2 separate regions of the Homo sapiens genome follow, and region 1 is linked to region 2. Evidence: chromatin loops called from intact Hi-C (ENCODE). Cell type or tissue: heart left ventricle. All regions are shown on one strand. Each heading gives the region's core, and the rest is flanking DNA. Links, peaks and the distances in the headings are about the cores only. Region 1 overlaps RAB31 (RAB31, member RAS oncogene family). Region 2 overlaps VAPA (VAMP associated protein A).

Region 1 (17,563 bases), core at 4,978-12,977, 140 kb before region 2:
GCCCGGAATCCTGCTCCTGACCTGCACCATCCCCACCAGCCCACGATAGAACGTTTTTGTAGGCATTCCTCCTCATGGGAGAGGATAGAGTACATGCGAGTTTTTGCTCTCCTCCCACCCTTTCACAAGAGCACTGTGCTTTCTTTTCTTCTCTTTTTCCTTTCTTTTTTTTTTTTTTAGGCAGGGTCTTGCTGTGTCACCCAGGCTGGAATGCAGTGGTGCAATCATAGCTCACTGCAGCCTTGACCTCCTGGACTCAAGCAATCCTCCTGCCTTAACCTCCCGAGTAGCTGGGACTATAGGCACCAGCCACTATGCCTGGCTAATATTTTTTGTTTGTTTTTTGTTCAGAGACAAGGTCTCACTATACTGTCCAGGCTGGGATGACTGTGCTTTCTACCAATGCAAACTGAGATCCCGGCAAGGGAAATATTCCCTTCCTCCATGCCCCTAGTAACTCTCTTGAAAGAGAAAACTGAGTGATGATTGTGTGGGGAGGAGGCAGGCCTGGAGCTTGAAGATAGGGTTTATGCTGTTGAAGTGAGATAAACAGCTGTGGTGAGGGCCATGCCTGCTGAGCTCCTTTAAGGAGAAGCCCCAGGAATCCTTCATTAAGCACTTTACAGCTGAAGAGTTTCATTGATATTTGAAAATTGGTGCTGGAAACTACAAAAGCAAAGTGTGAGCAGAGGTATTGGAGAGGGGCATGAGGGGACCCTGACGGCAGCTGTGCAGGTGGAGCAGGGACTGCCTCGGTCCACAGACGTGGCCCCCAGAACTGTCGTGCCATTTGCGGGGGTTGTGTCCTGTAAGAAAATAGGAATCTAGGTGCAGAACAGCCCTCCTGGGTGTCAGAATGCCAGCGACAGGAGAGAAGGAGGAAGGACATGTTCATATACGAAGATACCTTTCGGGAGTTCTTAGGGAAACACTGTAAACAGCTCTGCCCTGAGCCCGGGAGGTGGCCATGCTGGCAGTGAGGGATGTGGCCTGGGCCGTGGGAACACAGAGGCGGCCAGAGGGGAAAGCCTCAGAGCTGCGTGGACAGGCTTCTTCTGCTTACACACGGGCTTCTGCCCTGCTCTTGCCCCTCGGGGGTTCTTTTGTCACTGGAGACCCTGCTGTTGCCCTTTGCTCTCCAGTGCGTGTCCCCTTCTTCCATATGCCCCCTCCTTGGTGGGGACAGGCTGCTCTGGGAGGTACAGTGACTGCGCTAGATGAACACCTTCCCAGGTCAGGCAATGACATTTTGCTGATGTGTGTTTTAGTCTGGGATGCCCTGAGTAGCTTCTAATTATGAGGCACTGTCTGTGCCTCTTGGGTGGAGGCCAAGTTTCCATTCTGCCAACTCTCAGAGGACGTGGGGCCAAAACACAGAGCCGCTGAGACAGGAGTTTCAGGGGGTCTGGAGGTGGATTTGCCGAGAATCTAAGAAGCACTTCAACTAGTTTTGTTTCCTCTCCTCCCTTCCACTCCCTTTCCCTTCTGTCCTCTTCTTTTCTTTTATGGAGCTAATTTCCTACGTCTGGCTAAAATACAGTAGAAAAGCCCTATAAAGCCTATGAGTGTCACTCTTGAATAGGAAATTAGCAAATAGACTTTGTTTGGTAACAGAAGAACCTGTTCCTGAGGCGCTGACAGCCTGTCCTAACAGAGGCAGCTGGGCTGCAGTGAGCACGGACCTGTGGTAGGAAGACCTCTGCATCCAGAGTGGCCCGGTGGAAGGTGCCAGACTCCCCCTCACTCCAAAAAAAAGAGGAGGCTTTTTGAGGGCAGGGACCTTGTTACCTTCTTCACTTTCTTTTTTTGTTTCCAGTTGTTGCTGTAACAGATTGCCACACGCTCAGTGGCTTAAAACAACACAGATAGACTCCCTTAGAGCTATGAAGGTCAGAAGTCAGAAATGGGTCTCATGCCTGTGGTCCCAGATACTTGGAGGCTGAGATGGGAGGATCACTTGAGCCCAGGAGTTCAAGACCAGCCTGGGCAATATAATGAGACTCCCATCTCTACAAAAAGTTTTTAAAAAATTAGCCAGGTGTGGTGACATGCAGCTGTAGTCCCAGCTACTCAGGAGACCGAGACAGGAGGACCACTTGAGCCCAGGAGGTTGAGGCTGCAGTGAGCCGAGATTGCACCACTGCACTCCAGCCTGGGCAACAGAATGAGACCTTGTCTCAAAACAAAAACAAAAACATAAAAAGATTAAAAAAAAAAAAAGAAATAAGTATCACTGGAATAAGATTAAAATATCTGCAGACCTTAATCCTTCCTGGAGGTACAAGGGCAGAATCTTGTTTCCTTGCCTTTTTCAGAGACCACTCGCATTCCTTGGCTTGTAGCCCCTTCCTTTGTCTTCAGAGCCAGCAGAGTAGCATTTTAAATCTCTCTCCCACTCCCCTGCCTCTCTCTTTCACTGTTGAGGAGCCTTGTGAGGACACTGGGCCCACCCAAGGAATGCAAGATAATGTCCTCATATGAAGGTCAGCTGATGAGCCCTATTCCACCTCCCATGTAACCTAACATAGTCACAGGTGATGGGGATTAGGACATGGACCTCTTTGGGGGACACTATTCTGCCCACCACACTCCAGTTTCTCTGCTGCTCAGAACAGTGCCTGCCACATACTGAGCGTTCAAACAGTGAGATACTGTTTGTTGAATGAATGAATACATTTGATGTAAACCTGTGTCTTAATTATATCAACTGAAGCAACGTTTCATTTCAGAGAAGCAACACAGGAATGGAAAATGCATGGAATTTGGAGTCAAGACCTGTGTTCAAAGTCTTTTCCACCATTTAAGAGCTGTGTGTCGACTGGGCGCAGTGGCTCACGCCTGTAATCCCAGCACTTTGGGAGGCCGAGGCGGGCGGATCACGAGGTCAGGAGATCGGGACCATCCTGGCTAACATGGCGAAACCCCGTCTCTACTAAAAAAATACAAAAAAAGTAGCCAGGTGTGGTGGCAGGCATCTGTAGTCCCAGCTACTCGGGAGGCTGAGGCAGGAGAATGGCGTGAACCCGGGAGGCGGAGCTTGCAGTGAGCCGAGATGGCGCCAGTGCACTCCAGCCTGGGCAACACAGAGAGACTCCGTCTCAAAAAAAAAAAAGAAGAGCTGTGTGTCTTTGGGCAATTCACTTAACCATGCTGAGCCTCAGTTTTCTCATCTGAATAACAGGAACAACTCTGTCTTCTCTCCCTGGTTTCACAGGGTTATTGACTTTTATTACATGCATTCAGTCATTAAATATTTGTCGAGTCCTTGCTATGGTCCAGATAGGGATTCAGGGAAGGGTTCTCAGGGAGGGTGGCAGTTGATTAAAGGTGTGACAGAAGTGAGGGAGGGGCCTTGAGGATGCTGGTGGAGGAGGGTCCAGGCTGCTAGAAGGCGTCAGGGAAGGTGCGGAGGCTCGGTGGGCCTGCCTCTGTGTTTAGGGAGCAGCGAGAAGGCCGGGGCTGGAGACAAGCAGGGGAGGGGCCCAAGAAGGGACCAGGGCGGGCCCAAGAAGGGACCAGGTCCCACCCAAGATGCCACAGAATGGAGCTTGGCTTTTATACTAAGTTTGAAGGATTCTGAACAGGGAAGTGAAACAATTGGATTTATATAGGAAGAAATCAATCACTCTGATGTTCAGTTAACATAAGATGATGTCAAGTATTTGCTTCAAAAGACTCCAGGGGGTAGGAATGGAGCGGGAGGTGAGACGAGGTAGAAAGGAAGCCAGTGGTCCATGTGTTAGTGGTGATCTTGAAGTCAGGGGATGAGAAGATGGAAGTCCATTATTCTAGTCTCTCTTCTTGTGGATATGCTTGAAAATTTCCACAGTGAAAGTTAAAAATAAATACATTCTGTGGTCAGTGTAAATAAATATCATAATCCAGCACTTCAAAACAGGATCTCTCTGGTGGCTGTGTGGCCAGTTTGGAGCTCACTGGATATCTGAAGGCTCTTGTGGAAACTTTGGACGTCCAGTCAAGGCAAGACGAACTTTGCTCGGACAGGAGGGAGGTGCGGCTGCGTGAGAGCTGGGGCTGGGTCTGAAGGCCGTGCTGGCTAGCCTGGGTTGGCACACAGCAAAGTGCAGAGTCTAGGGCTCTAGGCACATGGGGGTAAATGACACCGTATGTTTTTGAGTGCATCTGGTGTGATGGGGCATGTTCGGAGGCCTCCTCAGGGCTGTGCAGCGAAGATACTGTCCCACACAGTGGGCTCTTGTCTTGAACATGGTACGCTTACTGTGACCTTGAGGCTAAGGATGGGAGAGACCAAACCAGCCTGGGCAGAGCGGAGAGAGGGCAAGATGAGACTAACTTTCTGTGATCGTCATGGCCATCCTGGCTTTCCCCGCAAATGCATATCACGGTGGCTGTGTATGATGCGAATAGACATACCTAGGAGTGGGGTGGGGCATAGTTCTGGAGTTTTAGGAAATTCCACTTGTTTGCCAACATGCAGGTACATGAGCTGACGTTCACTGCCCTTGGACGATTTCATGGGTGGGAAAAAATGCATTTCTACAGCATCTTAAATCATTGATTTATTTTTTATACATTATTCTAGGGATTGGAATATTCCAGTTCATTACATTGTCTTTTAAAAAAACACTAATCCAGCGGGGTGCAGTGGCTCATGCCTTTAATTCCAGCACTTTGGGAGGCCAAGGCAAAAAGATCACTTGAGCCTCGGAGTTTCAAACCAGCCTGGGCAACATAGCGTGAACTTGTCTCTATAAAAACTTAAAAAAAAACTTAACCGGATATGGTGGCACACACCTGTAGTCCCAGGTACCTGGGAGGCTGAGATGAGAGGATTACTTGAGCCCAGGAGGTTGAGGCTGCAGTGAGCCGTGGTGGCACCACTGTACTCCATCCTGGACGACAGAGCGAGACCCTGTCCCAGTCAATCAATAAAAGTAATCCATGCCTTCCTCCCAACATCGTTTTTGTGGAAAGATGTTTGGATTTGTGTTGTGTCATTTTCTGCTAAATGAGGCTTGCAGCACATTTGTCAGAAAGGAGTCAGGTGCTCATCAGGTCTCTTCTAAAACCCAGCTTCCTCCTGGTACTGTTGCTTCAACCCTTGGATCCCTGAATGCTGAGAAAGCTTTTTGGCTCTAACAACACATTCAAAGAAAAATGAAAGAAAGGGAAAAAAAGAAAAAGACACCCCCTGTCATTGCAGAAGTAATGTATTATGATATAATAGAAAGGTTTTTTGAATAATTCAGAAACAGCAAAGCAAGTGGTGGTTTGTCTGTACTGCCGTTATTCAGAGAGAACATCTTAACAGTTCGATGTATTGTCTCCCAGTCCCGTTTCATTCAACTCTGCATACACTCGGGTTTTAGGACATCTGAGTAGGCATATTAACTAGGCCTCTGCTTTTCTGTGGAGAGAGAGGGTCTATGTAAAAGTCGGAAGCATTCTTCTGAATGGCACAGAAAGAACATTCAGTAATGTGTTTTTCCATTCAACTTTTGCCAGCTGAGAATGTTGAGAATTTCAGGAATTTTCTTCTACCCCTTCTCTCTTTGTTTGAATCCCAGTGGACCTTGGGCTCTTTTTGGCATCTGCCCTTGACGCTCCCTTATGGTGGCCTTGCACCTGACCTGCCACAGAGCAGCATAGGCGCCCAGGCCGAGCCTGAGCGACTCAACAGGGACAGAGCGTCCTCTGGAAATCATAATACAAAGCCCATCACTCCGAGTTCCTGGACCTGATGCCAGAGCATTCTGGCTTGGATAATTCTCATCTGGGAGGCAGAGCCCAGCTGGAGCTGTGCTTGTTGGGAAACTTCATGTATTTTCCACCACTGCTCATTCCCAACTTGCAGGATTTTGCTGCTGTAGAATTTACGATGCCACAAACCTGCATTTAAGGAATGTTGCCTGAGGCAGAGTAGGTGTTCTAAAGGATTAGGAGATTTCCTGGAATAAGACTTTCCACTGTGCTGCTGAGGGGTGTGTGTGTGTGTGTGCGCGCGCACGCGTGGGTGTGCGAGCACATAAGGCAGTACAGGATGGGAAAACAAGTGTAGTGCACACTACACGGAAGGCGAGAGCCTCCATCCTGAGCCTGTTTTTACCTTGGCCGTGAGCTCTGGAGGGTTGTCACAGAGCTGGAAAAACCTCAGCTTTGTGTCTGACCCCACCCACTGCACCAGTTTCACAAAATAAGAAAAGTAGGATAGAGCCAAGCCAAGCCTCAGGACTCTCTTTGAGTCCAGTTCTCTTCACTTCCCCAAAGGTGATTCTTGATCACGCGAGGTCCCTAGATGTTAATAAATACTACTTGAAAAAAAGATTTTAAAAATGAATGGGAATTCTGAACTAAAACCAAAATAAATAGGTTTCTTTACTGTAGAAAATTTTCAGAGCCTTTAATGCACTAATTATGCTTTGTAAACCTCCAGGGAAGCATGTGGTGTTTCTCAAACTTATTTGGCCAGGAAACCTTTTTTCCTGGCCACCTCCACGTGGCCTGGTGTTCTGCAGAAGACCCTCAGGAAAATACCACACTAGGCTGTCTTGCCTCATGTGCCATTTAATATTTTACAAACACCTAAGTCTAATTGCTGCTGGATATTCCATCATATGGCTAAGCCAAAATTTATGTGTCCATTCTTTAATTGTTAGACATTGAGATTGCTTACAGTTTTTCAGCATCATTGATAATTTTCAAAGGAATTCTGGTTACTTTGTAACCATCTCTGATTATTCCCTTAAGAGGTGGAATTGTCAAATCAAAGTATCTGAACATTTGCAAGATTCTTGAAACACATTGTCCAGCTGCTTTCCAGAAAGGTCATGCTCGTTTATTTTCTACCAGCTGCGGGCAGGGTTAATGTCCATCTGCGAAAGCTGAGCAGCCGGAGAAGCTCCAAGAGCCTGAAGAAGGCCGTTCCCGTCTCCCCTGCCACAGGGACCTCCAGCAATTAGAAAACAAATAATCACACACACTAAGGACATAAACAGCTATTTCTTTTGAGGAGACACACTGGGTTTTCACAGTTCCCTGTGCCGTTTCTAAATAATTGAATGACATCTGAAAAATTTCTCAACATTTTAATTTGGTCTTCTAGATGTTTTGCTGGGTAGTCAGGGAAGAAGGGATTTTGAATTGGCATCTGTTGTGCTAATTTTCAAATAACCTTTCAAGGTAAGATGTAAAAATAAAGCTTTATCAGCCTCTTGTGACTGTGAACTTTATTTCCAGAAGAATCTTTTTATGTGAGCATTCCATCAGTCTTATTTCTGACCCCACAGGAATTGAATTATGTCATGTTGAGGACTGAGGCTGATTGTGGTGCTTTTGCTTTCTATTTGTAAGGGGGAAAAGCATAAACATTGTAGACTAGAAGTGATTTATCTTTTTGTCCTCCACCAAGATCACCCTTTGGTCAATGCATTATTGGGTTTTGGAACTGAGACGTGAACTTCTAACTCATTAAAACCCTCAAGTCCCCAGCAATAAAGTCATTTAAGTGGCTTCACCAACAGAGATTTATTTCAAAGCGATTCCATTTGGAGGAAGGAAAGAATGAGTAATGCATTATATACCAAGATCGCTTCAATAATTCATGAGACCTCCATGCCAGTGACCGTTTTAGATTCAGTTCATGGTGTTTTAGCCTAAAGTGAACTCTCTCTGTCTTAGAAGACACCCGCAGTTTGCTCCTCTTTGAGCTTGAGTCCATGAATATCTTTACTTTTGGGAAATAAAGTTTGTATTGACTGCTACTTTGTGCGTTTACATGAACCACTCTTATATGGAGGCTATTTTGAAAAAAATGGGCATTTTGTATAATTGGGGTAAAAGGATACTTAATCTGCGGTCCTTACCCTTTGAAAAGTAGGAATGTTTAAAAAAAATTATTGCTTTTTCCTTCCTTTGGGCAGGAATTCTGATTTTGTTTTTTAAGTGTAAGGAGTAGATTGCCAAATGGTGGGTTAAAAATAGATTTATGGATGCCTAATAATTATGCCAAACACAGTGTTGGGCCGTCAGTGAGTACGGAAAGGCATGCATGGCAAATGTCGCTGTCCCCAAGTGCGTTCTGGAATGGGGGCAGTGGGTGGCGCCGGCCCTTCAGCATCTTCGGCCACCGCACAGTTCAGCTGTGAACTCCTTGGTTCACCCTGAGCTTCGTCCAACCTTCTCCCTTTTCTGAAACCCGCAGAGGCTCCAGAGTCCTTTCTCTTCAGGATGGAGACCTGCATGGAGGGACTGGAGGCAGGGAGGGTGGCCCACTTCCTTTCCACACTATTGTGAGTGCCTCACCAGCATTCCTCAGTGCAGTAACAGGGAAACCTGGGGACTCAGATTTCCAAATACCATCATTTCAGTTTGGCAAGTATTGATCCAATGATGAGTATCGTGGGAAAGAAAATAATAAGTTAGGGTTTTGTCGCTTGCCAGAAAAGCTTCAGGATCCACTTCTCCTTCCTCCCTGCTCTCTCCCCACTGCCCAATAAAAACAGCTGCTTTGTTCAAAACTTAAAAACCATATTATTTAAAACTCATTGTAAAAATTTATGCTATACAGATGCTTGTAAGGAAAATGTAAAAATCGCTGGAAATCCCACCTGTTAAGATTTAGAGGAACCTCGTGTTATTCCTGCTCACAGAGACATACTCCCACATACATTTTACCCTACATTATATTATCATATAATGATAAATTAACCACATAATAAATGATAAATTATATGCTATATGTGCTGTTTTGAGACTATTTCTCATCTAACAGTATGTCAAAGATCTCTTTTCCTATAAATAAAAATCATCATTTTAATGGCTATAGAATATCATTACATACATATATGTATTAATCTGTGCACAAAATAACATAGACTGGGTGGCTTAAACAACACACGTTGATTTCTTACCATTTGGGAGCTGGGAAGTCCAAGATCAAGGTGCTGGCAGATTCAGTGCCTGTGAGGGCCCCCTTTCTGGTATGCAGATACTCGCCTTCTTGCTGTATCTCACATAGGGGCAGGGCAGGGAGAGAAGGGAGATCTGGTCTCCTTCTCTCCTTATAAGGGACTAATCCCATCTGTGACCTCATCTAACCCTAATTACCTCCTAAGGGCCCCACCTCCTAATACCGCCACGTTGGGAGTTAGGGTTTCAATACATGGATTTTAGGGGAGACACAAACATTCAGTTCATAACATTATACCATGAGTCAATTCCCATTTACTCCCATAAACAGCGCAGGGATGTGTCTTCCTGCGTGTGATGGTCACTCCAGTATATATTCCTCTAAGTGGAATTGCTGGGTCAAATGGGACACACATTTCAACTTTTGATTATATTACCAACAGTTGCTTTGAAAGAAGATATTCAGCACATTCCATGTAGAGTATGTGTGCCTCCCTTCCCAAACCCACACCAACACTGAACAGCACAAATCTTTTTACAATTTAATAATTTATAAGTGTCTCCTTATTTTTATTGGTGTTCTTCCGATTCTAATTGAACATGTTTTAAAATATTTGTTGGCAATGTATATGTCTTCTGTGATTTACCTTTATATATATCTTTGTCCATTTTTCTATTAAGCCATCTTTTTCTTATTGACTTTCAAAACCCCTCCAGGATACTATTTTTTTTTTTTTTTTTTTTTTTTTTGAGATAAAGTCTCACTCTGTCTTCCAGGCAGGAGTGCAGTTTTGCAATCTTAGCTCACTGCAACCTCTGCCTCCCGGGTTCTAGCATTTCTCCTGCCTCAGCCTCCCAAGTAGCTGGGATTACAGGCATCTGCCACCATGCCCAGCTAATTTTTGTATTTTTAGTTGAGACGGGTTTCACCATATTGGCCAGGCTGTTCTCAAACTCCTGACCTCGGGTGATCCTGCCTGCCTCAGCCTCCCAAGTGTTGGGATTACAGGCGTGAGCCACTGCACTCGGCCCCTCCAGGATACTTTTTAATTTAAAAAAATATGCAGATTAAGACTGGACCCTTCTCCAAAATATACATAAAATGTATGCATTCTGAGACTAATGACCTCTCCTGTCTGGGGATGAACGATGCTAGTGACCAGCAGCACTTGCTTTGTTAACATTTTGGAATGGAGCTCCTCTGCTGTCTTGTCATTTGTGGACCTTAGGTAGGTGTGAAGCCCCGCGTTGGAGAGGTGGCAGCCCCTCCAGACCCGAGGCAGCTGCTGCCAAGGTTGCCCTTGCTGACTGGTCCTCATTAATGGCTCAGCAAGGGTCCTGTGATCTTTGCCAGTGTTCCCTTTCCCTCTCCTTGCCATACATCTTTCCTTTACTGCCGCATAATTCTAATGAGATTACCCTGGGTCAGTCAGTTATATTAGAGAAATGATGAGCAGCAGGGAAAAGAAAATTCACAAGATGGTAACATTTAAAATAAAATTTGTTTTTGGCCTTTACCCAACAGTAGATTTCATGGTCAATAAACCACAAGCATACATATGTGTTGATGAGGAGGAAGATTTATTATTTCATATGAACTCTGGGGCCGGGTGCGGTAGCTCACACCTGTAATACCAGCACTTTGGGAGGCTGAGGCAGGTGGACCACCTGAGGTCAGGAGTTTGAGACCAGCCTGGCCAGCATGGTGAAACTCTGTCTCTAATAAAAATGCAAAAATGATCCAGATGTGGTGGTGCATGCCTGTAATCCTGGCTACTCAGGAAGCCAAGGCATGAGAATCGCTTGAACCTAGGAGGTGGAGGTTGCAGTGAGCCAAGATTATGCCATTGCACTCTAGCCTGGGTGAAAAGAGTGAAACTCCATCTCAAAAAAATAAAATAAAATAAATAAATAATATGAACCATGGAAAAATTATATAGGGAAGGAATTTAGGGATCCTGTAAGGATGATGTAGGATAAAACGTTTATGTTTAATTTGGGATTGAATAAAGTCTGTTCACTTTGGCCTAAAACTGTTCATTGTTCTTAAACAGTTTCATTCATTGGCTCCCATGTACTATCGAGGCTCAGCTGCAGCTGTTATCGTGTATGATATTACCAAGCAGGTAAGAATGTCTCCTTCAGAATTTAGATGTCATTTATGGTGGTTCTCTCACTTAGAGAGACTGGAGCAGAGACGTCACTGCTTGCATCTTGCCAGTAGCGTGCCACTATATATTGAGTTTATTTCATGTATATGTAACAAAGCATCCCATATTTATCTGCTAAATTAAACAATAATGACCATTCATTCTTAAAATTGACTGTAGAGGCAAAGTCATGCCTGCTAGTACTATTCTGCAGAATGTCAGCTTTTAAAGAAAAGGAAAATCATTTTTAATTTCTGCATGCTTTATAATTACAGAATACTTATTTTTGTTACTGTTTCAATCATACTACATACTTAAAATGCCAAGCATAACATTCGTGTGTATGTAAGTAAATCTTTGTGTGTGTATATATAAGTATATTTTTAGTTATCACGTTGAAGGTCTTAGACTTCCATCAACAAATAACCGCAGTAGTTTGATGACATTTTTTCCCACTCCTGCAAACTGAATTATTTACTTTTTTTTCTCTGGAGTGTTGACTCAGCACATAAGACTGTTAGTTTAATGACCCATCACTGTTACTTTCCACGAGTTCCTGACCACTTCTACCTAAATGTGGTGTGTTGCCCTTGGCCTGTTTTCTAGAGGACAATTGTGAGTGAAGGGCCAACAGGAAGACAGGACTCTAAATATATATGTTTCTTCCTTGGTGTAAGCATGAGCATTTACTTAGTCCTGTTATTCTTATTCATGTGGAGTCCAGGCTATCATTTTAAATTAATGTTATTTATAGGAGAAAAATCACTGATATGATTTTCTTAACTAGATCAAGTTTTAATTTTAGAAAACTTGATATGGTCTATTTAAGTATATTTCAGCTAACATTAACTTTTGTGCCTAGACAGAGGTAGTATGTTAATCTGCATGAGTCTCCTAAAAATATTTTTCTCCATTAAATTGTACTGGGCTTGTATTTCTGCTTAGTTGAAATATTATATTGAGGGGTCTTTCTAATGATTTGTGTACACTGTTGGTTTAGGATTCATTTTATACCTTGAAGAAATGGGTCAAGGAGCTGAAAGAACATGGTCCAGAAAACATTGTAATGGCCATCGCTGGAAACAAGTGCGACCTCTCAGATATTAGGTAAGATGCATTGAAATCTCTTTTGTGTAGATACTGTCCTCCATCCCTGAGTGTCATCCGTGTAGATACTGTCCTCCATCCCTGAGTGTCATCCGTGTAGATGCTGTCCTCCATCCCTGAGTGTCATCCGTGTAGATGCTGTCCTCCATCCCTGAGTGTCATGCGTGTAGATGCTGTCCTCCATCCCTGAGTGTCATCCGTGTAGATGCTGTCCTCCATCCCTGAGTGTCATCCGTGTAGATGCTGTCCTCCATCCCTGAGTGTCATCCGTGTAGATGCTGTCCTCCATCCCTGAGTGTCATGCGTGTAGATGCTGTCCTCCATCCCTGAGTGTCATCCGTGTAGATGCTGTCCTCCATCCCTGAGTGTCATCCGTGTAGATGCTGTCCTCCATCCCTGAGTGTCATCCGTGTAGATGCTGTCCTCCATCCCTGAGTGTCATCCGTGTAGATGCTGTCCTCCATCCCTGAGTGTCATCCGTGTAGATGCTGTCCTCCATCCCTGAGTGTCATCCGTGTAGATGCTGTCCTCCATCCCTGAGTGTCATCCGTGTAGATGCTGTCCTCCATCCCTGAGTGTCATCCGTGTAGATGCTGTCCTCCATCCCTGAGTGTCATCCGTGGAGATGCTGTCCTCCATCCCTGAGTGTCATCCGTGTAGATGCTGTCCTCCATCCCTGAGTGTCATCCGTGTAGATGCTGTCCTCCATCCCTGAGTGTCATCCGTGTAGATGCTGTCCTCCATCCCTGAGTGTCATCCGTGTAGATGCTGTCCTCCATCCCTGAGTGTCATCCGTGGAGATGCTGTCCTCCATCCCTGAGTGTCATCCGTGTAGATGCTGTCCTCCATCCCTGAGTGTCATCCGTGTAGATGCTGTCCTCCATCCCTGAGTGTCATCCGTGTAGATGCTGTCCTCCATCCCTGAGTGTCATCCCTGAGTGTACAAAGGTATCATGCCTTTGTTATGTCTGCCCTCAGTGTAGTAACTTAATTAATGGCCTTTCACTTTTGGTAGTCAATGTGGCATTGATTCAACCAGAGAAGAAATAAGAGAAAATGATAGGGAAATACAGATCTGATGTACCATACAATGATAAATGTTCAAATTATAACTCCTGTACATAACACAGTTACATCCCTGACTCTACATATCTTTGGGCTAGATGGTTTTGTTATTTCTGTTGTTACTTTTTCCATTATTATTTTCATTATGACTACTAGCACAATTTTACTAACACTTTCCTATGGTAATGACCATTAGAATTCTTAATATTTTTCATAGCATACCTGTTTGTTTTGGTTCTAGATTTTATCTTAAGGATATAGTCAAGTACATAATCTCACTATTTAGTTCTAAAATCAGAATACGACACATTGTATGTGAGTACCTTGACTTTCCCCAGTGGTATTGGGTTATTGAACTTCTTATATCTTGAAGGAGGTTGTGAGGATCCAGTACACATGAATTAGAGATTTGATGATAGCTTTACCTAGCCTGGTAAGCTAGCTGTTTTGCTAAATAAATACATTATTTAAAAAAGGAAATAGCGAATTTGTGGTATCTCCATTCCCTTGGTTAATTTAATTCTCAGGAATTCTAGTCGTTGATTTTCATAAAGACAACTACATCATGCTTCTGGTTTTGCTAATCAAAGTGTGATTAAACCAAAGAGGAATAAATAATGGATGGAAGTGGATCTTGCAAAAGCTCTTAACATAGCATTTAACGAACTGTTCTGTTTCTTTAGGATTTCAAAAGTTTGCATCAACTTGCATCTGGTTGGTTTATAATAACAGCCATAAACACCACTTTTCTGGGATTTGGACAAATCTTCAAACTTCCCAGACTTAGTTATCTCCCTTCGTTACTGTAATCCTCAAACAGCTTACTCATCTAGTGTTCCCAGCAGAATCACCTTAACCTTTGTCATGGGAAGGGTGAGGTGGGTGGGTAGAGACGACCTTTGCTGAGAGAAGGTGCTATCTCTAAATCCCCCTAATTATGGGACTAATGTGCGCCTTTAAGTGGAACCGAGTCTTATGTATTGTGGGAATGCTGGTGGACTAGAATTTAAGCAGAAAACGATTTAAACTTGAATGGTATCACTTAGGATTCTTGGTTATGTGGAACCAAAGCACAACTGAAATTCAGGAGAAAGGGGAATTTATTGGAAGATACTGGTAATCCACATGGTAAAAACAGAACTGCCCTCAGCTCTGGCATTTGACATGTTCCAGAGTTAGTCTCTGGAGAGATACTGGCCTGGCATTCTCTTCGTTTCCAGTCTAAAATGCCAGGGAGGAATTCCCCAGGTTAAGAACAGGCGTGTGTGGCCAAGAGGGGATTGGTAGTACGAGATGATATTTCCCAACATTACTATTAGAATGGGAAGGCAGGTGGTCTTGAAGAGGGACAGTTCCTAGAAAAGTGTAGCCTGGCCAGATAAAACATATCTGTGACATATAGATGTGGCTACCAGCACCCAAAGATGTGCTGTGTTTCGGGGTGGAATTTGCCTTTTATGCACAGGTACAGCATTCTTCTTGATGGGTGTTCTGATTTGTGCTCAGCTGATTCTTATATGTGCAATTTTCATAGTGCCCCAGCTAACATAATCTATTCATCTCACTTCCAACCGTGAATTTACTCACAGCCTCTCTATCCCCAGTGGGAGAAAATGCAGGGCCATCCAGCTGCTACCTCTAGTGGTAGTGTCATGGGGCCACTGTCCCATGCATCCAGCCTCCCTGGTAGTATCTTTTCTCCTCTTGTTTGGCCTCAGTGAGGTCGGAATGTGGCTCCTCAAGATCCTGCAGTTGCGTTTTAAAGTGTGGCATGTATATCTTTTGTTATACACAGTTATTTTAGATGGTACTTGTTATTGAATCAAGCAACAAGAAGCTGACTGCCTTTAAAACTCTGATTAGGTCAGTGAGAAAGACTAGTTGGACACTAATTCATTTTTAATTTTTAAACATTTAATATGTTGTATTGAGGTAAATTACAAAACATCACGGTCACCTGTTTTAAGTGTATACAGTTCAACGACTGTTAGTATATTTTTAGAGTTGTACAGTCATCTCATATCTAATTTTAGAACATTTCTATCACTCTGTGAAGAACGTCATGCCCATTTATACTCGCTCTCAATTTCCACCTCCTTCCAGCCCTGGTAATCACTAATGTACCTTTTTTTCCTCTAAATTTGCTTTTTCTGGACGTTTTGCATACATGGAATCGTACAATATGTGGTCTTTTGTGACCATCTTCTTTCAGTTAAGCAAATGTCAGTGATGCATTCATTTTTATGGCTGAATAATATTTCATTGTATGGATATACCACATTTTTATTTATTCATTCACACATTAACATTTGAATTATTTCTACTTTTTTGCTATTATGAAAAATGTTCCTATGAACAATCATGTACAAATTTTGTGTGGATGTATGTTTTCATCTCTCTAGGATATGTACTTAGGAGTGGAATTTCTGTGTCACATGATAACTCTTTGTAATAATTTTGGGAACTCACAGACTGTTTTCCAAAGTAACTGCAAGATATCCACATCCTCACCAACATTTATTGCCTGTCTTTTTGATCATAGGCATCCTAGTGGGTGTGAGATTGTGTCACTGTGGTTTTCCTAATGACTAATGATGTTAATAAATGTCTTTTCATATGTTTATTGGCCATGTGTGTATCTTCTTTGGAGAAATGTCTCTTCAAATCCCTTGCCTAATTTTTAGTTGGATTGTCTTTTTATTATCGAGTTGTAAGAGTTCTTTATGTATTCTGAATAAAAGTCTCTTATCAAACATGTAATTCGCAAATATTTCCTCTCATCCTGTGGATTATCTTTTCACAATTTTTACTGTGTGCAAAAGTTTATGTCCAGCTTATCATGTTTTTCTTTTATCTCTTGTTCACAAGTGATTGGCTAATTGAACATCACAAATATTTATTAATGTTTTCTTAGTGCTTACATTTAGGTCTGTCATCCATTTTGAGTTACTTTTTGTATGTAATGTAAGATACGGGTCCAAATTCATCTTTTGCCATGTGGATATCTAATTACCCCTGCACCAGTTGTTGAAGAGATGGTTTCTTTCCCATTGAATCTTTTGGGGGCACTTTTGCCCAAAAGCAGTCAACCATAAATGTGGTCTTATTTTTGTGCTCTTAACTTTATTAGTTGATCTACACGTCTGTCCTGACACCAGTGTTATACTATTTTGATTGCTGTAGCTTTGTAGTAAGTTTGAAATTTAAAACTGTGAGTCCTTCAACGTTGTTCTCTTTTTCAAGATTGTTTGACTATTCTGGACCCTTAACATTTTCATATGAATTTTAGGATCTATTTCTTAATTTCTGAAAAACAAAAGGCAACTTTGATTTTAACAGAAATTGTGTTGAATCTTTAGGCCCATTCAGGTATTATTCCCATCTTAACAATTTTAAGTCTTCCGATCCATCAGTGTGAAATGTCTTTTCATTTTAATAGGTCTTCTTTAATTTCTTTTAGCAATGTTTTATAGCTTTCAGTTTACAAGTCTTGCTTTTGTTTTATTTATTCTTCTGTATTTGATTTTTTTGATGGTATTGTGAATGGGATTGTTTTCTTATTTATGGCATTGCTTGTTGTTAGTGTGTAGAAATGCAATTGACTTTAGTATGTTTATCTTGTATCCTATAACTTTCCTGAACTCATTTATTAATTTTAGTTGTTTTTTAGTAAATTATCTGGAGTTTTCTATATACAAGATTATATTATCTGGGAATAAAGACTATTTTACTTCTTCCTTTCCAATATGGGTGCCTTTTAGTTCTTTTTCTTGACTAATTTCTCTGGCTAGAATCTCTAAAACAGCCTGGAATAAAAGTAATGAGAGTGCACATTCTTGTTTCTTCCTGATCTTAAGGATAAAATGCTCCAGTAAGTATCACACTAACTGGTTTTACATATATGTTTTTTATTCTGTTGAAGAAATTCCCTTCTGCTCCTAGTTTGTTGAAGGCTTTTTGTCATGACTGAATGTTGGATTTTTTCAAAAAACTTTTTACATATGTAATTATATGTTAATTGATTTTGGGATGTTAAACTAGTCTTGCATTGCTGGGATAAATCACACTTGGTCATGATGCATAATCCTTTTTATACATTGCTGGGTTTAGTTTGCTAGTGTTTTGTTAAGGATTTTTATGTCTATATTCATAAAGGGTTTTAGTCTGTAGTTTCCATTTCTTAGAATATCTTTGTCTGGCCTTGGTATCAGGGCAATAACAGTCTTGCAGAATGAGTTGATAAGTTTTCCCACCTCCTCTGTTTTCTAGAAGAGTTTGTGAAGGATTGATGTCATTTCTCTTTGTTTTTCTACATCAACTTGATCTCCATGATGTCAGTTCTTTAAGTGTTA
Region 2 (12,495 bases), core at 4,496-12,495:
GTTTTAATATATGCATACATTATTAAATGATCACCACAGTCAAGCTAATTAACCTATCAATCACCTCAGATAAGCACCATTTTTATGGGTCACTTTATTTTAAAGAGTCGATCAAAATTTCATTTTTGGTAGTCAACTTAGAAAAATTTGGTTAGTGTTCAAAGCAGATTCTGCAATAGCTATCATAATTGTTGATGCACTCTCCTCAAATATTGTAGAGATAACAAGTCTTGAACTTTATGATTTTTTTTTAGTGTGTTTTAACCCCACTCCCTCACTTCCCCAGCCCCCCCTTCCTGTATCTCTTTGCAGAAAGAAGTACGCTGGTATTTAAGTACTGTATTAGTCTGTTCTCACATTGCTATAAAGAAATACCTGAGACTGGGTAATTTATAAAGAAAAGAGGTTTAATTGGCTTACAGTTCTGCAGGCTGTACAGGAAGCAGGGCGGCTTCTGCTTCTGAGGAGGCCTCAGGAAACTTCTAGTCATGGTGGAGGGCAAAGGGGGAGCAGATGCCTCACGTGGTGGGAACAGGAGCAAGAGAGAGCGAAGGGGCAGTGCTACACTCTTTTTAACAGCTAGATCTCATGAGAACTCTTATCATGGGAACAGTGTCATGGGGATGGTGCTAAACCATTCATGAAGGACCCACCCTCATGATCCAGTCGCTTCCCACCAGGTTCCACCTCCAACACTGGAGATTACAATTTGACATGGGATTTGCCGGGGGACACAGATCCAAACCATATCAAGTATGTTGTATGCGTATACCCCACTTGTGTGAGGATTTTGATCTTTTTATGGATGCTGTTAATTCTTGGGTGTTTACATGTTTGGAACACATGAAAAAAGAGTATGATGTTATTTTGTTGATTTCTTTAGACTTTTTAGGACCTTGATACTGGATATATAAGTAAGGAAATGATTGAAGGTTTGTGGTCATCTTATAGGGTGAAAAATGGAGCCAGCTTTAGAAGCACAGTGGCTTGAGTCCATGTTTTTATTTTTATAGTTTAAAAAATCATTTATTTGTGACAAAACAATTCTCATTTATTTGAACCATCACTAAAGTATGGGCTACTTTTTGGGAAATAGCTTTCTGATTTGGATCATAGATAAAGTGCCCCAGGAAACTTAGGAACCCTTTCATTTTAGAACAAAAAGACTCAATATTTTTTCCTGGATAACAAGCATAAGCAAATACCATCCTTAAGCACACTAAGATGTGTCATTACCCTAGTCCTCGGGATCAGCAGGTGTGTGCCAATACATTTCATTTTGTTAATGGCCCCTAGTGTCTTCAGTTGAGTTGTTGTCAGTGCTAGTACTGAAAGCCATTGAGCCTGTTCCCTGTATTGTTGACAGCTGGAGGCACATGATACGAAAGCGCTGTTGTACAAAATAGGGTTCTTTGAATTATTAGCTCTGTTTGGATTGTCAGCTCTGTATATACGTAATGTCCAATTAGTGGTAGTGGTTATTTTTTAAGGATCAAATGTGGTTTTATTATTTTTGAAGTTTTATGACCTATTCAGTTCTTTGTGTTCACTTCTAAAAAATTTTTGAGGCCTTAACTCTGACATTTTCTAAATTTCTTAAATGTATTGCATTTCATTTATGTCCTCCATCTGACATTTGAAGGTGACATATTTCCCTTTTTTTTTTTTTTTTTTTTTTTTTTTTTTTTTTTTTGAGACAGTGTCTCGCTCTGTCACCCAGGCTGGAGTGCAGTGGCGCGATCTCGGCTCACTGTAAGCGCCGCCTCCCGGGTTCACGCCGTTCTCCTGCCTCAGCCTCTCCGAGTAGCTGGGACTACAGGTGCCCGCCACCACGCCTGGCTAATTTTTTGTATTTTTAGTAGAGACAGGGTTTCACCGTGGTGTCAATCTCCTGACCTTGTGATCCGCCCGCCTTGGCCTCCCAAAGTGCTGGGATTACAAGCGTGAGCCACCGCGCCTGACCTTGAAGGTGACATATTTTCTAGAAAAAAATACTGATTTTTTTTAAATGAAGACTGAGGGGCTGTAAAGAACAGGGATTTCAGGGGTCTTATAAAGGGATTTCAGGGGTCTTATCATAAAATGGTTGAATATACATTATTTTCTGTTGAGACAGAACAAATGGGGTATCAGTAAGTATAATTAGGGAATCCCTTTCCCACCTGTTTGTATAATACAGTATTTTATCTATTAAAGGAATTTGAAAAGAAAGGAAGAGAACTATGGACTTAATGGTTATATGAGTCTTTAAGTGTTTATTGGCCTGGGATGTGTGTGAGAGAGTGAGTGTATTGGGGGATAGGCTTTAAGTACAAGAGAGGTTTATGAAATTGTTCAGATTGAGTGTTATCAAAGATAAGAAGACATACAAGTGCTTGTTTTTCAGATTATTGACAATTATTAATTAGTAAACATTAAAAGCCACAAAGAATTAGATGGTATTCATTTTAAAACAATGTAAGGCTGGCATAAATTTTAATAAAGTATGTACATTTAATAGGTGCATGTAATGCAAGTAGATTATAACTAATTTTGTTTGGGAAATACAAAAAGCGAGTTCAGAAACTACTTTTGCTTTAACATAGCTATTATTAGTATTGTTTCTTATGCATTAATGCATTTTTATAAAGTGTTAATGTTTAGAGCCTAATGCTTTCTGTGTCAGTCATTCCCAATATCATGCAGAAGAAATCAGAGTTCGGTGAGAATCTGAGAATATGTTTCCCATGCCATCTCAGGGTATAACTCCACCAGGGAATGCTCCGACTGTCACTTCAATGAGCAGCATCAACAACACAGTTGCAACACCTGCCAGTTATCACACGAAGGATGACCCCAGGGGACTCAGTGTGTTGAAACAGGAGAAACAGAAGGTTTGTTATAGGGAGTTAACAGACTTAGGAGTCTACTAGTGTCAATGGTTAAGTTAATGTAGATACCTAGCAGATAAGTGGTATTGTGAGTATGTTGTATGAAGTAGATAGAATTGAACTATGCCTAAAATTACAATAAAACTACAAAGCACTTAAAAATCATGCATACAAACTATTCTGTTCTAAAAAACTTCTGAACTTAACTAAAATCTATATAGTGAGCAGGACAGTATAAGTGTGAACATTATGAAGTTGCTGTAATTTTTTTCTTTGAGATTTGGGGAATATACTCTTTTTTTTTTTTTTTTTTTTTTTTTTTTGAGATGGAGTCTCGCTCTGTCACCCAGGCTGGAGTGCATGGCACAATTTCAGCTCACTGCAACCTCTGCCTCCCCGGTTCAAGGGATTCTCCCACCTCAGCCTCCTGAGTAGCTGGGAGTACAGGCACGTGCCACCATGCCTGGCTAATTTTTGTATTTTTTTGGTAGAGATGGGGTTTCACCATGTTGGCCAGGCTGGTCTCATTAAACTCCGACCTCAGGTGATCCACCTGCCTTGGCCTCCCAAAGTCCTGGGATTATAGGCGTGAGCCACCACATGTGGCAACCCCACAGTTTTAACAGATTGTTTATACTTTGATTTGGTTTTGCAGATGATATGCATACTAAGGCTTTAAAAAATTATCTAAATGTTTAATAATTTTTTGTTTTTGTGATTGGGAATTATTTACTTCTGGGAGTCATGATCCTAAAGAAACAGTAAATTGGCTGTTTAGAGTGGGAAAAAAAAACTTCAGGTAACTTTGTTACTTAAATCCTGTCTCTTAATTCATAGGTTAAGACCTTAATTTTGCCTCTCTCGGTTTATGACAGTACTCTTGACTTTAGCCTTTTAACTCCCTTTATGTGCGTTTTTATCCATCACTCCTGTTAGTTGTAAGAATGTAGGCCCACGTTTATGTCTTTTATCTCCTTTGTTCTTCCCAAGGCTTCTTTGCAAACTTTTTCTTGTATTTCCAATTCCTAGTTCCCTCTTTTTCTAATTAACCCCCAGTAAAAATACTTGGGATATTAGAACTGAAATTCTGATGGTTAAAAAAGAATACAGAAGTACAGTCATGCATCTGTTAAGGATGGGGATATATATTGAGAAATGTGTTGTTAGGTGATGTGTTGTATAAACATCATAGAGTGTACTTACAAAAACCTATATATGGTATTGCCTTTTGCTCCTAGGCTACAGACTTGTATAGCCTGTGGCTGTACTACAATGGTAAGTATTTGTGTATCGAAACAATCTACACTGAGCTTATTCAACCTGCAGCCTGCGGCCCACACGTGGCCCATGATGGCTTTGAATCCGGCCCACCTCAAATTCGTAAACTTTCTTAAAACACTATGAGTTTTTTTTTGTGTGATTTTTTTTTTTTAATAGCTCATTAGTTAGTGTTAGTGTTAGTGTATTTTATGTGTGGCCCAAGACAATTTTTCTTCCAGTGAGGCCCAGGGAAGCCAGAAGATTGGACACCCGTGACTATACACAGAAAAGGCGCAGCAAAAATATGGCATAAGAGATAAAATTGTATACTTGCATAGGGCACTTACTGTGAATGGATCTTGCAGAACTGGAAGTTGTTTTGGGTGGGTCAGTGAATGAGTGGTGAGTGAATGGGAAGGCCTAGGACATTACTGTACACTGTAGACTTTATAAACACTGTACACTTAGGCTACATTTATTAAAATTTTTTTCTTTAATCTTAGCTGTCCGTAACTTCATAAACTGTAAAATTAAAATTTTTGACATAAAGCACAAGCACAGTGTATAGATAAATAAAAATATCTTTTTAATGTCCTTATTCGCTGCCTTTTTCTATTTTTTAAATAAGATTTTTAAAAAAACTTCTTTTCTTAAGACTAAGACATAGCACACACATTAGTCTAGGCCTGCACAGGGGCGGGATCATCAGTATCACTGCCTTCCACCTCCACATCCTGTCTCACTGTAATGTCTTCAGGGACAGTAACACTCATGGAGCTGACATCTCCTATGTTAACAGTGTCTTCTGGAATACCTCCTGAAGGACCTGCTGGAGTCTGACTTAGAGTGTCCTTTTTGTTTTCGTAAGTAGAAGGAGTACACTCTAAAATAAATGATAAAAAGCATAACAGTAAATACATAAACCTGTAACATAGTCATTTATTACCAAGTATTCTGTATTGTACATAAATCATATGTGCAATACTTTTATATGACTGGAGTACAGTATGTATATTTACACCAGCATCACCACAAACGTGAATAATGTATTGTGATAAGACCTCACTAGGTAATAGGAATTTTTCAGTGCCATTATTATTGTATGGGAACACTATCATATGTATGAATCATTGTTGACCAAAACATCATTATACAGAACATGACTGGACAACTCAGATGGAGGATTACTGCAGATAGGCTAAATAATATAGTGGAAACTGGACAAGATTGGTTTATTGTTTTAGTTGATACACACCTTGACCTTCCAGCTTATTCTGAATTGCAGTGTTAAATGTAAGGTTACCATTCATCAATTTACTAAGAGTCACAGCATGTTGAATCTCTCTGGTGTGCTTGTTTCATGGTTCTCAGAACAACCAGTCTTTTCTTTCTGGACCAGTTTGAAGCAACTCTCAAGAAACAAGCTGTTTTATTGGAGCCAAACCTCACTAATAGAGGTCCTGGATGGAAGCATATACTTAAAGTTACACCTGCTTAATTTTTTCCATCAGGCTCTTCAGATTGTCACTCCATGCATGACTCAAAGCCCACCCTCCCATCACACTTCCCCCCATTACATATACATATATAGCATAACATATACATATGTAGCATATGTATATGTAAATAAATTAGATTTTCTTGCACCTGTTATGTATGTTCACTGGTTTGTAAGGGGCCTAGGTAGTATGTGATATAACTTATTGGGCACACTTTTGAAATGTGTTTCGGCTTCACTGTATTCTTTGCATTCTATTCTGTTTATGCTCCACATATTGGTTATCATTTCTTCTCCTTTTTGTTACAAAAGCAGTATAACATTTTTAAGAGAAATTCAACAACAAAAAAATCTAATTCTATTTGCTTAGATAAATTCTAATCTAATTCCAAGTCTAATTCTATTAGAATTAGAAAAATCTAAATCTAATTCCAATCTAGTTATCTTTTTATGGAATGTCTTCCTATGGACATGTTATTTAAAATTTGAAAGAATGGAAAGCTGCCCATCAAATGCTTAACAAAAGTGAAATGTTTAATTTTGGCAAGGCATAGAATAGAATATTTAATGACATGTCATTTAATAATAGTAATATAAATAATAGTTTTGTTGATTTGACAAGATTGTGAGAAATGACTTTTTCCCTTCCCTCCGTAATTTAAAATTTTATGCAATGTAAAGAATTTAAAAATAATCAGTTGTCGAGCTTGATGATTCTTTTAGTTTTTTTTCTCTTTGGTGTTGACCCCATGTATATCTTTTTTTCCCCCTTTTGGAGATAGGGTCTCACTCTCACCTGGGCTGGAGTGCAGTGGCACGATCTCGTCTCATTGCAACCTCCGCTTCCTGGGCTCAAGCCACCTCAGTCTCATGAGTAGCTGAGATTACAGGTGCACACCACCATGCCTGGCTAATTTCTAAAATTGTTTTTTGTAGAGACAGGGTCTCCCTCTGTTGCTCAGGCTGTTCTTGAACTCCTGGGCTCAAGCAGGCCACCCATCTCGGCCTCCCAAAGTGTTGGGATTACAGACATCAGACATGGTGCCCTGCTTCATCCTCTTTAAGTTTTTATCAGTTTTCTGGTATGAGTATGATACTTTTTCCCAATTTTTAACCAAAACCTGAAAGTTCTTCTATTGCCATATTGGTGGCCATTGCCACCTCCTTTATAGAGTAAGTCAGTGTGCCAACCTCATTATCAGAAGTTGGATTTGTGCTAGGATAGAATTTGACCACACTGAAAATCACAAATGAGTTCTAACTACTATTAAGGAAAAGAACAGGAAAAAGTATTGGCAGGGTAAAATATATCTGAAACAGTTTTTTAATAATAGGGGCGGCTATTATTAGATTGGTTGGGGTGGGAGAAATGGGGGTGAAGAACAAAAAAGCTAGCAAGAGAAAAACTCAGAGAATTGAAGTAGGCTGCTTTAAAACGTTGCTTAACTGGGAAGCTTGAAGAAGAATGGAAGAGTCTGCCGACAGGTCACATACATGCTGTTGTTCATTAGAACCTCATTATAAATTTTCATTTTTAAATAGATTTTACATGGATTTAGGCATACTAATCAAATCACATCCCCTTCATAAGAATAACAAGTTTTGCCCTTTGAACAATCTGTTTATACTTAATATAAAATTGGCAGCTGGGATGGTGTGGTAGGTGTGCAGCCTCTGATAAATCTTATAAAATGAGTATTGTGGAATGCCATAAAGTTGATTTAGTAAATGTCTTTTTTAGCAGTTTATAGCTGAATAAAGCAGATTTTACCTAAAATTATTTTAAAGTAAGTGAATTTAATTAAAATGAAAAAAGCTTGTTACACTAATACTGCTACGATGTGTGGTGACATAAATGCTGTTGGAGTGAAGGATGTTGGGGTACTTTAGACAACGGGCTGAAGAATACATAGGTGCTGTCATAGATATTTATCTCCAGGCCTTCACTAGCTTCAAATGGTTCAATGTTGGTGAGGATTAAGATTTTGGGGCTCATAGTCTTCAAAGCATGCTAAGTGCTCCTGTGATGTTGAATCACGTGAATTAAAGCAAACAGCATTACTAAAGATGACAAATTAATAGAAGTTAGCTTTTCTTGGGCATGTTTTTTCTTAGGTAGTTTCCGATTTTATTGGAATGATTACGATAATATCCCCCTACCCCCCAGAACCTTATTTGAATTGCACAACCAGAGCACGGAAAATGACCTTCAATGGATTTTGTTGACGTCATTCAGCATACTTTCATTGAATAACTACTCTTGACCAAAGTGCTGGTTTTAGGGGTAAATACAAAGAGAGATGGCTCTTGCTCTCTCAGCCTTTGAAGTATTACAGGAAAGAACTTGAACAATAATTATTAAGATACATAATAAAGTGCTATGGTAGAGGTACGTGCCAGGGATTATGGGAATAGAGGGAGTGGGCTGGTTATTTAGACTAATCTGACTGCTGACATGTACTGATTTAGGCCTTTTAAAGAGTTTTTCATGAACAAAGATGTAGAATTTATATTGTTATTTGTTTAAAACCTGTAAGGAGATTTGGTTAGTTAAAAAATTCCCAATATCTTTGTAATGCAGAATGATATGGAACCTAGCAAAGCTGTTCCACTGAATGCATCTAAGCAAGATGGACCTATGCCAAAACCACACAGTGTTTCACTTAATGATACCGAAACAAGGAAACTAATGGAAGAGTGTAAAAGACTTCAGGGAGAAATGATGAAGCTATCAGAAGAAAATCGGCACCTGAGAGTAAGTTCTGTTGGTTGAAAATAAATTGATTGAAATGAAGGTATAGGACATGTGAGTGTTATTAGGCCATTTTAGCAATTAGCTTTTAAATTTTTGCTTGGTCAGTTCTTTCTTCTTTGCCCCAGTGCCTTTGCTCCCCACCCTACTCCTCTTTTAACAGTCTTCCCGTGGTTTCTCATTGCTGCAAGTTCCTTACTTTAGCACACATTCTAATTATTTGTGATCTGGCCTGCAGTATTGCCAGCTTCTGCTCTTGTTTCTCATGTCCTTCCCATTTTGTGCCCTAGTCATACTGAACTGCCTAGGATTGTGTTGTCCCACATCATAGCCATTAGTCACCTAGGGCTGTTGAGCACTGAAATGGGATTTGTTCAAATTGAGCTGTGCTGTTGAGTGTAAAATACTGATGTTGAAGAGTTAGTACAGAAAAAGGTAAAATCTTTTTTTTTTAATGGTTACATACTGAAATAGTAGTTTGGGTATATTGGGTTGAATCAAATATATTATTAAAATGAATTTTACCCATTTCTTTTTACTTTTTAAATGTACTGTTGGAAAATTTAACTTTACATACGGGGCTCACATTTGAAGCTCACATTGTATTTGCGTGGGGCAGCATTGGGCTGGAGTATGCTGGAGAAGCATCTGTTTATCACCCCTCTTTGCTTTAGTGTAAGCTCTTCACTGTGACTGGAAAGGCCCAGAACCCTGCCCCTCCCGACACAGCACATACACACATTGACGTTTTGCTACTACAGCATATAGCCTTTGCTGGGACCCTCTCCAAAAGAAGAAAAAAATCGATTTGTCATGTCTGCTTTGTGCCTCCACTATGCTGATCGCCTTCTACTGCTCTTACTTGTTAGAGGCCTTTCTCCCTCTAGTGGGCAGTAATTGCCTTGGTGGCAAGGGCAGTGCTTCATTTATCTCTGCATTCACCATACATGCATGTGGTAGTCATTCATGTATTTGATTGAATTAAATGGATGGCGAAGGAGGACTGATTTGAATATGTCTGAAATTTATGAATAATTTGTCTTTGACAAGTAATTACTTGTTTCAAGACCTAAATACCTATACGTTGCTCTCTAGGCTTTGTTTGAAGCTCTTTGCAGCAAAGTAGATGATACAAAAATGTATGTAACTAAAATAAGCTAAATGATGGGAGTTATTTGATTATTCCTTTTGTTAGGTGTATGTAGGAACTACACTCTAAATTAAAGGCACTGTGTTTTAAGTCGATCTGTGAACTCCTTTGCTGAAATGCTTTTTAAAGTGAATTTTTGTGTCTCTTCATGCTTGATGTTTCATAGTACCCCCTCGAGGGGTACCCGTCTGCTTCCAAGCACTTGTCTGGGTAGCGGAAAGAATATCTTTATTTCACACCTACACGCCATGGATCTTTTAAAGGATGTTGTTGGTTACTTTTACTTCATCTGCCATGACTTCCATAGTTCTGTTCTTTGATAAAGATGTGCTCCTTAGGGTGCTCAATAGATTTCTTTCAAAAGCCACTGTTTACCTCTGGCAGGGAGGGGAGAAGTGGAAACAGTGAGAATGACATAGATGGGGCAGGGCTGGAAAATAGGAAGAGTGAACCAGGGAAGTAGGTGAGAGAGACTTTATTCCTGGTTTCTACTCTTTTTATGCTAGTGTTCTGTATGAGATTTTATTTGAGAGATGATTCTGCTGCTGGAAAAGTAAAACAAAAAAGCTGGGCTGGGCGGGTGGCTCACACCGGTAATCCCAGCACTTTGGGAGGCTGAGGCGTGTGGATCACCTGAGGTCAGGAGTTCCAGACCAGCCTGGCCAACGTGGTGAAACCCCGTCTCTATTAAAAATACAAAAATTATCCGGGTGTGGTGGTGGGTGCCTGTAATCCCAGCTACTTGGGAGGCTGAGGCAGGAGAATCACTTGAACCCAGGAGGCAGAGGTTGCAGTGAGCGAGATCACGCCATTGTACTCCAGCCTGGGTGACGAGCAAAACATCGTCTCAAAAAAAAAAAAAAAACAAAACCCTTGAAGACCCACTGGCTTACAGAATTTCAGACCCTATACACAGGCCCACCATAATTTTTTGCCAGGTTCACTTTCTTGCTCCTGTCTGTTCACTATCCCTTTTAATTCCCCTAGCCCTGTGGTTCTTAATTCACACTGCATGTGAATCACCTAGTGAGCTTTAAAAAGTTACAGTTGACCAGGCTTGCCCCAGACCTAATGAGTCACAATCACAGGAGTATTAAAAGTTCTGTAGATGTTTGTGATGTGTAGCTGAAACTGAGAATTACTGTTTATATAGGACTAATTAGCATGAGACCAAAAAAACCCAACTCCAGAAAATCCAGTAATGCAAATAAAACTGTGCCATTAGGTGTACTCTTTTAGTTAGTGTTTATTTATAAGCACAATAAAGGAATCATGGGAGAAAATATTGCCTTGTACTGAAAAAAGTAAAAAACTGTCCTGCCATTTATCAGATTGGTTAACAGACAGAGATAAAGACAACTGTGTAGTTAACAGGTATTAGTATTTTTCCCAAGGTTCACATTGCACACAGTGTCATAACAACCTCCTGCTTGGAGTGACTTCTGCTTTCTTCTGAGAAACCTTCTGCTCTAAAGACATAGTGCTGTGTGAAGCCATATCAGCAAGAATGAAGCAGCCTACTCTTGACTGGAGGATCTAAGTCATTTTGACACAGAGAAGCACCCTCATTTTCCAGTCCAGGTGCAGAGCTTCAGATAAGGGTTTCCTATGTACATTTCTCATCTAAATTTGTAGTTTCTGAAGAAACAGTATTCTTTCTCTGCTTTGCAGTCGAGACCTGGTGCTACCACTTTACACACAGCCCTCTGCTTTGCTTTGAGCATATAAAAACACTGTTACTTAAATTTCACGCTAAACTGTTTCCTTCCCCCAAATTCTGTGATACCATATCTCTGTTTACGGCAAGAACACCCTTTTGTGCCTCTGCTGTTCCGGTTCCTTAGTTGCAGTGTGTCAGTAAACCCAAATGGCAGACTACAGGTCTGGGTAGTTTTTGGCTGATTGGGCTAGGACGGATGTAACTGATTTTAAATACCATGGGCCACCTTGGAAGTACTCTTCTTTAATTATATTTTTAGTGGGATTTAAAAAAAGGTAAATATAGCCTATCTAACTTTTGCTTTTTAGGAATACATTTCTCAGCTCCAGTTTTAAAAAATCAGTGTTATTGAGGTATAATTTATATCCCATGGAGACACCCACTGTGAGTGTACAATTCATTGATACATAGAACTTTGTAACCATCACTATAGTTCAGTTTTAGAATGTCTATCACCCCCGGAAAGTTTCCTTATGTGGTTAGCAGTTAATCCCCTTTTCCGTCCCCAGCCATAGGCAACCACTAATCTACTTTCCGTCCCTATAGATTTTTAGCTCCAGTAGTCTCGTTAGTATGCTTGTTTTTAAAAACCTTTTGTGTGTGTGTTTTTTTTCTAGGATGAAGGTTTAAGGCTCAGAAAGGTAGCACATTCGGATAAACCTGGATCAACCTCAACTGCATCCTTCAGAGATAATGTCACCAGTCCTCTTCCTTCACTTCTTGTTGTAATTGCAGCCATTTTCATTGGATTCTTTCTAGGGAAATTCATCTTGTAGAGTGAAGCATGCAGAGTGCTGTTTCTTTTTTTTTTTTTCTCTTGACCAGAAAAAGATTTGTTTACCTACCATTTCATTGGTAGTATGGCCCACGGTGACCATTTTTTTGTGTGTACAGCGTCATATAGGCTTTGCCTTTAATGATCTCTTACGGTTAGAAAACACAATAAAAACAAACTGTTCGGCTACTGGACAGGTTGTATATTACCAGATCATCACTAGCAGATGTCAGTTGCACATTGAGTCCTTTATGAAATTCATAAATAAAGAATTGTTCTTTCTTTGTGGTTTTAATAAGAGTTCAAGAATTGTTCAGAGTCTTGTAAATGTTATTTTAATAATCCCTTTAAATTTTATCTGTTGCTGTTACCTCTTGAAATATGATTTATTTAGATTGCTAATCCCACTCATTCAGGAAATGCCAAGAGGTATTCCTTGGGGAAATGGTGCCTCTTACAGTGTAAATTTT

The links. Hi-C counts contacts between places; a loop is a spot of excess contacts. Peaks named below come from ENCODE experiments on the same cell type or tissue, not always from the same donor. Only the 100,000 strongest peaks of a DNase experiment are listed, where the experiment ranks them.
Region 1: a loop joins it to region 2, with 4 times the contacts of the local background. A loop is called at or near these places in 30 of 110 quality-filtered maps.

What each region holds. Positions count from the first base shown.
Region 1 is chr18:9,803,077-9,820,639 of GRCh38, forward strand. It overlaps RAB31 (RAB31, member RAS oncogene family), which reads left to right. Exons shown (of 7, transcript NM_006868.4): 4 at 10,944-11,015; 5 at 12,040-12,146. Among named protein-coding and RNA genes, the nearest start is that of TXNDC2, 74 kb to the right of the region's middle. RefSeq lists an enhancer at 5,838-6,488. In heart left ventricle, for the core only: a CTCF peak has its summit at 8,076 (motif pointing right); a DNase peak (open chromatin) is centred at 5,638; H3K4me3 peaks cover 400 bases; H3K27ac peaks cover 2,921 bases.
Region 2 is chr18:9,942,186-9,954,680 of GRCh38, forward strand. VAPA (VAMP associated protein A) reads left to right here. Exons shown (of 6, transcript NM_194434.3): 5 at 8,210-8,383; 6 at 11,868-12,495. The coding sequence ends at 12,026. Among named protein-coding and RNA genes, the nearest start is that of VAPA, 34 kb to the left of the region's middle. In heart left ventricle, for the core only: a CTCF peak has its summit at 9,279 (motif pointing left); no DNase peak of the experiment used is centred there.